Regions from separate parts of the Homo sapiens genome. Here all the other regions are linked to region 3. The links are chromatin contacts, found by Hi-C or POLR2A ChIA-PET in ENCODE. All regions are on one chromosome and are shown on one strand. The core of a region is the stretch at or near the end of the contact, and the rest is flanking DNA. Distances in the headings are between cores, read along the strand shown. Region 1 holds the start of SMU1 (SMU1 DNA replication regulator and spliceosomal factor). Region 2 holds the start of DNAJA1 (DnaJ heat shock protein family (Hsp40) member A1). Region 3 holds the start of UBAP1 (ubiquitin associated protein 1).

The links. A loop is a pair of places that touch in the nucleus more often than their neighbours do. ChIA-PET counts read pairs that join two places held with the same protein, here RNA polymerase II (POLR2A). Pooled maps may share reads with other maps.
Region 1: a pooled map shows a loop between it and region 3 (4-fold over the local background). The contact joins the promoter of SMU1 here to the promoter of UBAP1 in region 3. A Hi-C loop is called at or near these places in 1 of 50 pooled maps. POLR2A ChIA-PET finds 5 or more read pairs at or near these places in 2 of 52 experiments (HepG2 and WTC11).
Region 2: a map of CD8-positive, alpha-beta T cell shows a loop between it and region 3 (12-fold over the local background). The contact joins the promoter of DNAJA1 here to the promoter of UBAP1 in region 3. A Hi-C loop is called at or near these places in 1 of 168 maps with a recorded cell type or tissue (CD8-positive, alpha-beta T cell) and 3 of 50 pooled maps. POLR2A ChIA-PET finds 5 or more read pairs at or near these places in 5 of 52 experiments (GM10248, HEK293, IMR-90 and 2 more).

The regions. Positions count from the first base shown.
Region 1 is chr9:33,075,354-33,078,053 of GRCh38, reverse strand. It overlaps SMU1 (SMU1 DNA replication regulator and spliceosomal factor), which reads left to right and starts at 1,380. Exons shown (of 12, transcript NM_018225.3): 1 at 1,380-1,471. The coding sequence starts at 1,446. RefSeq lists enhancers at 999-1,198, 1,369-1,518.
Region 2 is chr9:33,023,461-33,026,522 of GRCh38, reverse strand. DNAJA1 (DnaJ heat shock protein family (Hsp40) member A1) reads right to left here and starts at 1,250. Exons shown (of 9, transcript NM_001539.4): 1 at 1,140-1,250; 2 at 1-48. The coding sequence starts at 38. It also overlaps a transcript of APTX not described here. RefSeq lists enhancers at 600-669, 626-1,220, 1,198-1,492, 1,815-2,410 and silencers at 770-909, 1,190-1,339.
Region 3 is chr9:34,177,637-34,180,453 of GRCh38, reverse strand. It overlaps UBAP1 (ubiquitin associated protein 1), which reads right to left and starts at 1,411. Exons shown (of 7, transcript NM_016525.5): 1 at 1,214-1,411. RefSeq lists enhancers at 1-446, 447-1,403, 1,169-1,598, 1,404-2,362.

The sequences.
Region 1 (2,700 bases), core at 131-2,630, 1.1 Mb after region 3:
AACCAACCAACCAAAATCCTCAATTAACTCTTCCTATAAATTTTGGCTAGTGTTATGTTGGTTTTGAATGTATTAATATCCCATCAGGTATTGCATATTCAGCCTCATCTTAAATCTAATCAACTAATTACATCAAACGAAAGCAACATTGGCTGGGCGCAGTGACTCACGCCTGTAATCCCAGCACTTTGGGAGACCGAGGCGGGCGGATCACGAGGTCAGGAGTTCGAGAACAGCCTGACCAACATAGTGAAATCCCATCTCTACTAAAAATACAAAAAATTAGCCTGGCGTGATGGCAAGAAACCTGTAATCCCAGCTACTCCGGAGGCTGAGGCAAGAGAATCTCCTGAACCCGGGAGGCAGAGTTTGCAGTGAGCCGAGATCGCGCCATTGTGCTCTTCAGCCCGGGCGACAGTGCGAGATTCCGTCTCAAAAAAAAAGCAATCTTTCCAAACCAGTGCTCTTTCTTTTCTTTCTTTTCTTTTCTTTCTTTTCTTCTTTCTTTTCTTTGCTTTTCTTACTACAATCTTATCACCACTACTTTTCTTTTCTTCTTTTGAGACGGAATTTTGCTCTCCTTGCCCAGGCTGGAGTGCAATGGTGTGATCTCGGCTCACCGCATCCACCTCCAGAGGTGAAACGATTCTCCTGCCACAGACTCCCGAGTAGCTGAGATTACAGGCGCCCCCGCCACCACGCCCGGCTAATTTTTTGTATTTTTAGTAGAGACGGGGCTTCACCATGTTGCCCAGGCTGGTCTCGAACTCGCGCGCTGGGAGTACAGGCGCGAGCCACCGCGCTCCGCCCCAGCGCTTTTCTTTTTCAGTACATTTGTGAGCTGTATGGCGCCCGGTGCTTTTTTTCTTTTTCTTTTCTATCTTTCTTTTTTTTTTTTTTTTTTTTTTGAGACGGAGTTGCGCTCTTGTTTTCCATGCTGGGGTGCAATGGCGCGATCTCGGCTCACCGCAACCTCCGCCTCCTGGGTTCAAGCGATTCTCCTGCCTCAGGCTCCCGAGTAGGGATTACAGGCATGCGCCACTACGCCCGGCTAATTTTGTATTTTTAGTAGAGACGGGGGTTTCTCCATGTTGGTCAGGCTGGTCTCGAACTCACGACCTCAGGTGATCGCCCGCCTCGGCCTTCCAAAGTGTTGGGATTACAAGCGTGAGCCACCGCACCCGGCTCCGGCCTGCTTTTAAACAGTCTTCCTCCTGATGCGTATTTCTCTGGGGCAGGGGCATAAACTCCGCCCTCTGACAGCCCCTGAGGGCTCCGCCCCTACGCGAACCTCGCCCCTACTCTTCGTTCACTCTATCTCCAGAGCGGGAGCCAGACGCCGACCCAAGCGGAAGTGACGTTAGGTGTCCGCCGGAGGTGTCGTTGGTGTGTTGCGCGACTGGCCTTGAGGGAGAGCTGGGGCCTGCTCCCGGAGAGATACGGCTATGTCGATCGAAATCGAATCTTCGGAGTGAGTCCTGCGGTGGGGATGTTCGCGCCTTGCCGGGGGCCTGGAGGTTAAGGGTGTGGGGCGGAGGGTACTCGGGAGAAGGCATCCGAGAGGCCAGGGAGTGGAGGGCCATTTCCTTGCCCCCAAAGAAGCATCTTGGATCTCGCTACCTCGGAGGTGGGCCCACAGGAAAGTAGCAGCTCTCAGACGTGAAGCCCAAAACCTCGAGGGAGGTGGCACGGGTGGGGAAAACACACCTTGCAGACCTAAGTTCTGTCCTTGGCCGACTGCTGGCGCGCTGTGATTGACCAAATTAAGGATCCACTCTGGACTCCAGTCTAATTATCTGCGCAAGGGGATAGGTCTCTTTAAGCCTTGCTTCTCTCCCTGTCCAGCTTATGCAATGTGATTCGTTGTCTCTGCTTATACGGCCCCTTTGCTTTTCTCTGCCTAGCGTTTATCACTCAGTATTGTCACTGTTTGATAACCTCACCCCAAACTAGCCTTTGTCGGTGCCTAGGAGCTCCTTTTCCTTGTGGTCTCAGTGTCTAGCATACCTTAGAGGAAGAGTTAATTGCTTTTGGAATGAATGAACAACTAGCTTTTGGAATGAATGAACAACTATCAGGCCCGATCTGGCACGGAATTTTGGGTTGTCTGGGGAGAGACAGACTGGAGACTGGGCTAGAAAGAAAAATTTTCAAGGAATAGGGGATGAGAATTAGTGACTAAAGAAGACCTTAGTGTGCTTTTCCAGAACTCCATCCTCCACCTGTCCTTGCCAACACTTAATAATAATTAAATTAACAGACATAAAAATTGTGTCTGAGTGTAAGGGAGGGAGAGGACCTTTTTTGGAGACTTTTCATAGGAGGAAGGGAGGTTTATGCATTCAGCAAATACTGAAATGATGTTAACCTACTTGTCCAAGGTCACATAACTTTGATTCAAATCCCAGACTATCTTCAAAGCTTCTAGCTCTTTATGTATTCATTTCTGTTTGAAGGTAGGGAATTTGATTTTGGCTATGTCAAATGTGAGCTGTTTGAGGAGAGAGATGACTTATTTTGGGAGTGTAAAATGGAAGTCAACGGACATGTGCTAAGGAAGATAGTATCATAGCAGAATAACAGGGGTCTAAGTCTGGATACCTGCATACCTCATAAAGGGGCCATGAGAGAAAAAGACTACTGCAGGTAGCAGCAATCAGTTCCCTTTTTTTTTTTTGAGACGGAGTCTCACTCTGTCAC
Region 2 (3,062 bases), core at 1-2,500, 1.2 Mb after region 3:
ACCCCCAAAACATCGTAGTAAGTTGTTTCTTTCACCATCTTCTACTGCCTGAAATAAGAAAATGCAACTTTAACCGGCTTTCAACTGGTAGCTTTTAATAAAAAAGAGAGCTAAGGCCGAGCAATCTCTTTGCAAAATCCGATTATAAGAACACCACCTTCCCTAAATTTCACCAAAAAGGTAACAATTCCTGCGATAATTCAGCTATAAACTCGAACAGACAAAACAAATAATCATTATCGGGAAATAATCTGAGAGCCGCCTTCTAGCAGCTGGTTCCAATTTTCCTACACCAAAGCTTCCATACTAATATAACACAACTATTATCTGGATTCTTCCCGTTTGCCCTAGAGGCGGTGACAGTTGTAACCAAAAGAAGCACTGATATGTTCAGTCTACCGGTCATTACACTATCACTGTCTTTGGCAAATCTGATAAACTCCATATACTCTCCAGAAAAAGACGTCTGGGCACACAGTGGTGGGGGGGAGTGGTTTATAGAACAGGTTACTGGCTCCACACAGCAAGCCCTCCACCGCCCACGGCTTACAGCTTCTCCAGCCGAATCCCTCTCGCCCCTCAGGCTGGCAGAGTTTACCTGCCAGGTTTCCCCTTGCACTTGGCGCTGACCGATTTCCTTCCTTTCTCCCTCCCACCCTGGACCCAAGTGGCGGTGGGGAAAGCCCAGCCCTCAACAAACAAAGGGAGGGGAAACAGAGAAAGCGAAACCAAAAGCCGCAGTCTCCGCCCGGCTCCCCCCGCAGCCCCTCGCCCCTGCCTCCCTGTGCGCGTGCGCAGGGTCGCCAACCCCACTCCCCCCCCCCACCCCGAGCGAGCACGGACGGGGAGGGGGGCCGCGGGGGCGCGCACGGAGGGGCAGCCGAAGACAGTAGCTCCTTGGAGATCCCAGGCTGGGGAAGGAGGGAGGTCTAGGAAAGGTCTCGGGCCCATTCACTGTGCGTGCCGGGGATGGGTTGCCAGGGCACCACACCAGCCCTCCAAAAGGGAAATCGTGGGCCCAGGAACTGACAGCGGTCCTACCCACGCGGCCAACTGCCTCCCGACCGCGGCTCCATCGGTTTCCCGGCGCCAATGGCGCCAGCCAGGGGACTAGGGGCAGCGCGAGGGCTCAAACTCACCGGTGCGGGCTGAGGCCGGTGTGTGAGGGAGCGGGAAGGAGCGCCGAGCTGTGCGCAGCCGGGGTAGTTACCGCTCCTCCGCCTCTCACCGAGCGTTCTGGAAAGTTCCGCCCGGCGCGCCGCAGCCGTCCTCTTTTGTAGCCGAACCCGGGCGCGTCACCCGCCGGAAGTCCCGCCCTTCTCGGCCGCTGCCACCGCCCCGCCGTTACCTGGGCAACGGCGCGGGGGCGCACGGGTCGGGAGGAGCTGCGCCGAAAGGCCTTGTGGGTGTTGGTGCTAGCGCGGCTTCCCGGCGCTCGTGGAATCTTCTGGAGCCCTTTTCTCCACTCAGCGAGCCTGAGAGTGCGGAAGTCTCCGGCTGGTGGGGCATGGCCCAGGAGCACTGCAAGTCCTAGGGTTCCCAAACCTGTGGGGTGGCCGCCTGGGCCCGCGAGGGCGGGAAGGGCTCGAGTACAGTGACCCAGCGGGAGCTGTGTGTGAACGGGAAAGCTCTTGGAACAGTCTTGCCCCCCCCCCCCCCCCTCTTACGGGCGCCTCTTCTCTTTTTGGGAACGTGGCGAGCAAAAAATGCTTGAGCCAGGTGGGTCTAGTCCCCAGACCAATAGCATAGGCCTTGGGTCTTGCTGTTTTTCACGCGTGGTCCAAGGCGGCATAATTAATCAAATTGTGAAGTTGTTAAGGCTTTTTGTGCAAGTCCAGGCCCCTAGACACATGTTATCTGCCCTGGACCTCGCTGATTCGTGCAGATTGAGCTCAGTGTGTCTGGGACTGAGCTAAACAGTGAGACGTTTGGACCGTCTTTGATGTACAGAGGGCCGTGGACTCCTCTGGTCAGGTTTTCACCCAGTTTGGCTACAGAGTAGCCGCAAGAGTGTCTGACTAAAACAATTTGTTTAATTATTTGACCTCACTTTTAAATCCTACGGGTCAGGGAACCTGGATGTACAATCTGCAACGTAAGACCTCGGACTTGAAAATGGTACCACGGGGGCTTAATGGGAATTGGGGTCCGCTTCTTTATCCAGGGACACAGCAGGTATGTCAGTATCTAGCACCAAGAAAGATGGAGTTTGCCACGCTCGGTGGCTCACGTGTGTAATCCCAGCACTTTGGGACGCCAGCGTGGGCTGATTGCGTGAGCTCAGAAGTTTGATACCAGCCCAAGCAACATGGTGAAACCCCGTCTCGATTTAAAACAAAAACAGAACTGGAGATGCAGAGTTGAAAAGCCCCAGTTAGACTTTAGTGAGAAGCCAAACAAGTCAACAGACTGCCAGAGAAACCATGAGGTAGAAGTCAGTAGGGGAGAGCCTCCTATATTAACCTGATAGATCAGAGAGAATTTCTTTGGGAAAGTGGCAATTGAGCTGAGTTTTGAAAATGGGAGGAGAGCAGTGGACAAAGCACAGGGGAAGGCTATACTAAGGTGTGGAAGAATATGATGTTTTTAGGAAATTGCAACTAATTGGATATAGCCATAGCTAAGGGAGCTAGAATAGCCGGAGGTGAGGCTTCAAAGCTAGTTAGGGCATGCCTTTGTCTGTTGGTATATATGCTACGCTAAGAATTTTGAACTTTATCCTTGGAAGCATCCTCATGCTGCCTCTTCAGCCTTTTCTCTTTCATTAATTTTAACTGTGCATTCCAGTCACAGAACTATCCGCAGTTTCCCATATACGCCTTTTCACCTTTGTATGCTTTTGCATTGGCTGACAGACACCTGATTTTTTTCAATCTTAGGTGTTGCCTTCTCAAGTATCACCTCTGGTATAAAGTTTTTTGTTTAAACCAACCGTTAATAAACGTCTAATATTACCAGGCAGTGTACTAGGGCTTTGTAATACAAAAATCACGTAAGTCAGGCCGGGCGCCGTGCCTCACACCTGTAATCCCAGCACTTTGGGAGGCCAAGGTGGCGGATCA
Region 3 (2,817 bases), core at 162-2,661:
TCACTGCTACCTCCGCCTCCCAGGTTCAAGCCATTCTCCTGCCTCGGCCACCCGAGTAGCTGGGATTACAGGCGCCTGCCACCACGCCCGGCTGGCTTTTTAGTAGAGAAAGGGTTTCAACATGTTGGTCAGGCTGGTCTTGAACTCTTGACCTCGTGATCCGCCCGCCTCGGCCTCCCAAAGTGCTGGGATTTCAGACGTGAGCCACAGCGCCCGGCCAATACGGAAACTTTTAGTTTAGGTTGGGACATTAACTAGAAAGAACTATATATCACTAAAGACTAAGTATCTTGTTTTTCCCACCATCAAATCTGACAAAATTAAAAAGGAAAACATCCATCATATCTATTCAAATTCTCAAATGCTAATAACTGAAGAGACAAAGCACTAACGAGTAAAGTTAGAACAGAATATACGTAATACTTAACTAAATTACCAAATCTGGTTTCGCAACACTGCATGGTGACTAAAAGTAACAATTTTTTTTTCAGTTTAACATAAAACGTATTTTTATGCCCAACCATACTTTTAAGACGCTAGTCTGGAAACAATTACATTTGGCAACAAAGGTCAAAGATCACTGATATAGCTCAAATAAATGAACCTGACGTTCCACAAGAAAGACTGGGGCGGTTCCTGAGGCCCAGGTGGACTGTATAGGTAAGCCTCCACCCAAGAAACAAAAAAGGCGGATAAACATACCTGGAGAAGACCAGACAAGGCCAAAGATATCCCCAAAGATCACTCACCTCTGGTCTAGTCTCCACCTTTTCTCCCCAATCTCATTGCCTCAGGGAGAACTAAATCTACACCGCACGTCCCCAGCTCACCCTCAACTCCCCACCACTCACCTTCTTTACTAAAATCTGGGTCCCCCTCCCTGACATCCTCTAGTTCCCACCGAGTTCTCAGTCCAGCCCGATAGATGTCTACTATGCCTGTCTTCCAGTAGGGTATTAGTCTCCTTAATCCGAACTCATTTTTCCGCATCCCACTTCCCCTCCGCCCCTTCAACTCCGGTCCCCTCACTCCGACCCTTCTCCCAGAATCCTCCCCGAATCGCGGATCTCCGGCCACTTTTCCCTCCCACCTCCTAGCTCCGGCGCCCTTCACCTCGCTCGGCCCCCCATCCCGTTTCCCAGTCTCCCAGTACCAGCCCCCCTCCCCCAACTCCGCCCCTCTTCCCCCTCCCCCAGAGGGAGGCCCCCCTCACCTGAATGCCGCTGCTGCCGCCGTCTCAGAAGCCGAAAGGTGCTGGCACCGGCCGGCCTCCCAGGCTCGGTCCCCGCTGAGCTCCCGACAGCCCCTAGGGAGAGCGAACGCCACCACCTCCAACTCTGCCCGCTCCGGGCCAGGCCGTCACCGTAGCCACCGCCAGTGCCGCAGCCGCCATGTTGAAGTCCTACTTCCCTCCTCCTTCCCCTCACCGCCCCACTCATTTGGGCGTCTGACGTCATGGCGCCGCGCTCCACACGCCCGGACCAATGGGAGGAGCCGACGGTGACATAACTAATCTCTCTTCTAGCGAGGAGCTACTCCGGCAACATGGAGCATTGCAATTGGAATGAGTAAACCCTGCTGACCTAAGGGGGAAGGAGGAAAGGAGGGGGTCACTAAGAGTGTAAGACTTGGGTTTGGCGAGGCGGCCAAAGCGGGAAACCCAAGAGCCTTGAATCGCGAAGGTATGCCCAAAGAGTTAGCAGCGAGTCCTATTTGGGAATTAAGACATCTAGCTTCTGTTCAGGGTCAGCGACCTGGTACAACTCATACCCTTTCTGGACCTCACTTTTCCCATGTATAGAGGACTAAGTTGAAAGGTGACTTCTAGGCCGGGCGCAGTGGCTCACGCCTGTAACTCCAGCACTTTGAGAGGCCGAGGCAGGAGGGTCGCTTGAGCCCGGGAGGTCGAGGCTGCGGTAGCCGTGATCGCGCCACTGCACTCCAGGTGGGCAACGGAACGCGACTCTGTATCAAAAGAAAAAAAAACAAAGGTGACCTCTAAGTCTTCCTTCAATTCTGACATTCTATGGGTTTAAACCAGGTAATCCTATCCCAAGCCTTCACTGCCTTCTGTGGGGGTTTTTGTTGTTGTTGTTGTTTCTGTTTGGGGTGTTTTTTGTTTTTTTGAGACAGGGTCTCGCTCTGTCGCCTAGGCTGGAGTGCAGTGGCGCGATGTTGGCGCACTGCAACCCTGCAACCTCCACCTGTCGGGCTCAAGTGATCCTCCCACCTCAGCCTTCTGAGTAGCTTGGACTATAGCCACATGCCAACACGCCCGGATAATTTTTATTATTTTATATATATATATGGAGAGACGGGGTCTCACCATGTTGCCCAGGCTGGTGGTAAACTTCTGGGCTCAAGCCTCAGTCTCCCAAATTGCTGGGATTGTAGGCGTGAGCCATGGCGCTGGCCTTCTGTGTCTTTCTATGTCTGCTGGAATTAGGAGACAGAGAATTATTAATTGAATAAGATGACTCTTGAGCCCAGGAGTTCAAGACCAATTTAAGCAACATGAGACCCCCGTCTCTACAAAAAGTTTGGTAAAAATTAGGTGAGCCTGGGCAACATAGTGAGACCTTGTCTCTACAAAAACTCAAATTATCTGGGCGTGGTGGCATGTGCCTGTGGTCCTAACTATTCAGGAGGCTGAGATAGGAGGATCACTTGAGCCTGAGAGGTCGAGGCTACAGTGAGCCAGGATTGTGCTGGTGTACTCCAAACATGGGTGACAGAGCAAGATCTTGTCGCAATAAAATAAAATAAAATAAAATGACTAGGCACGATGGCTAACGCCTGTAATCCCAGCACTTTGGG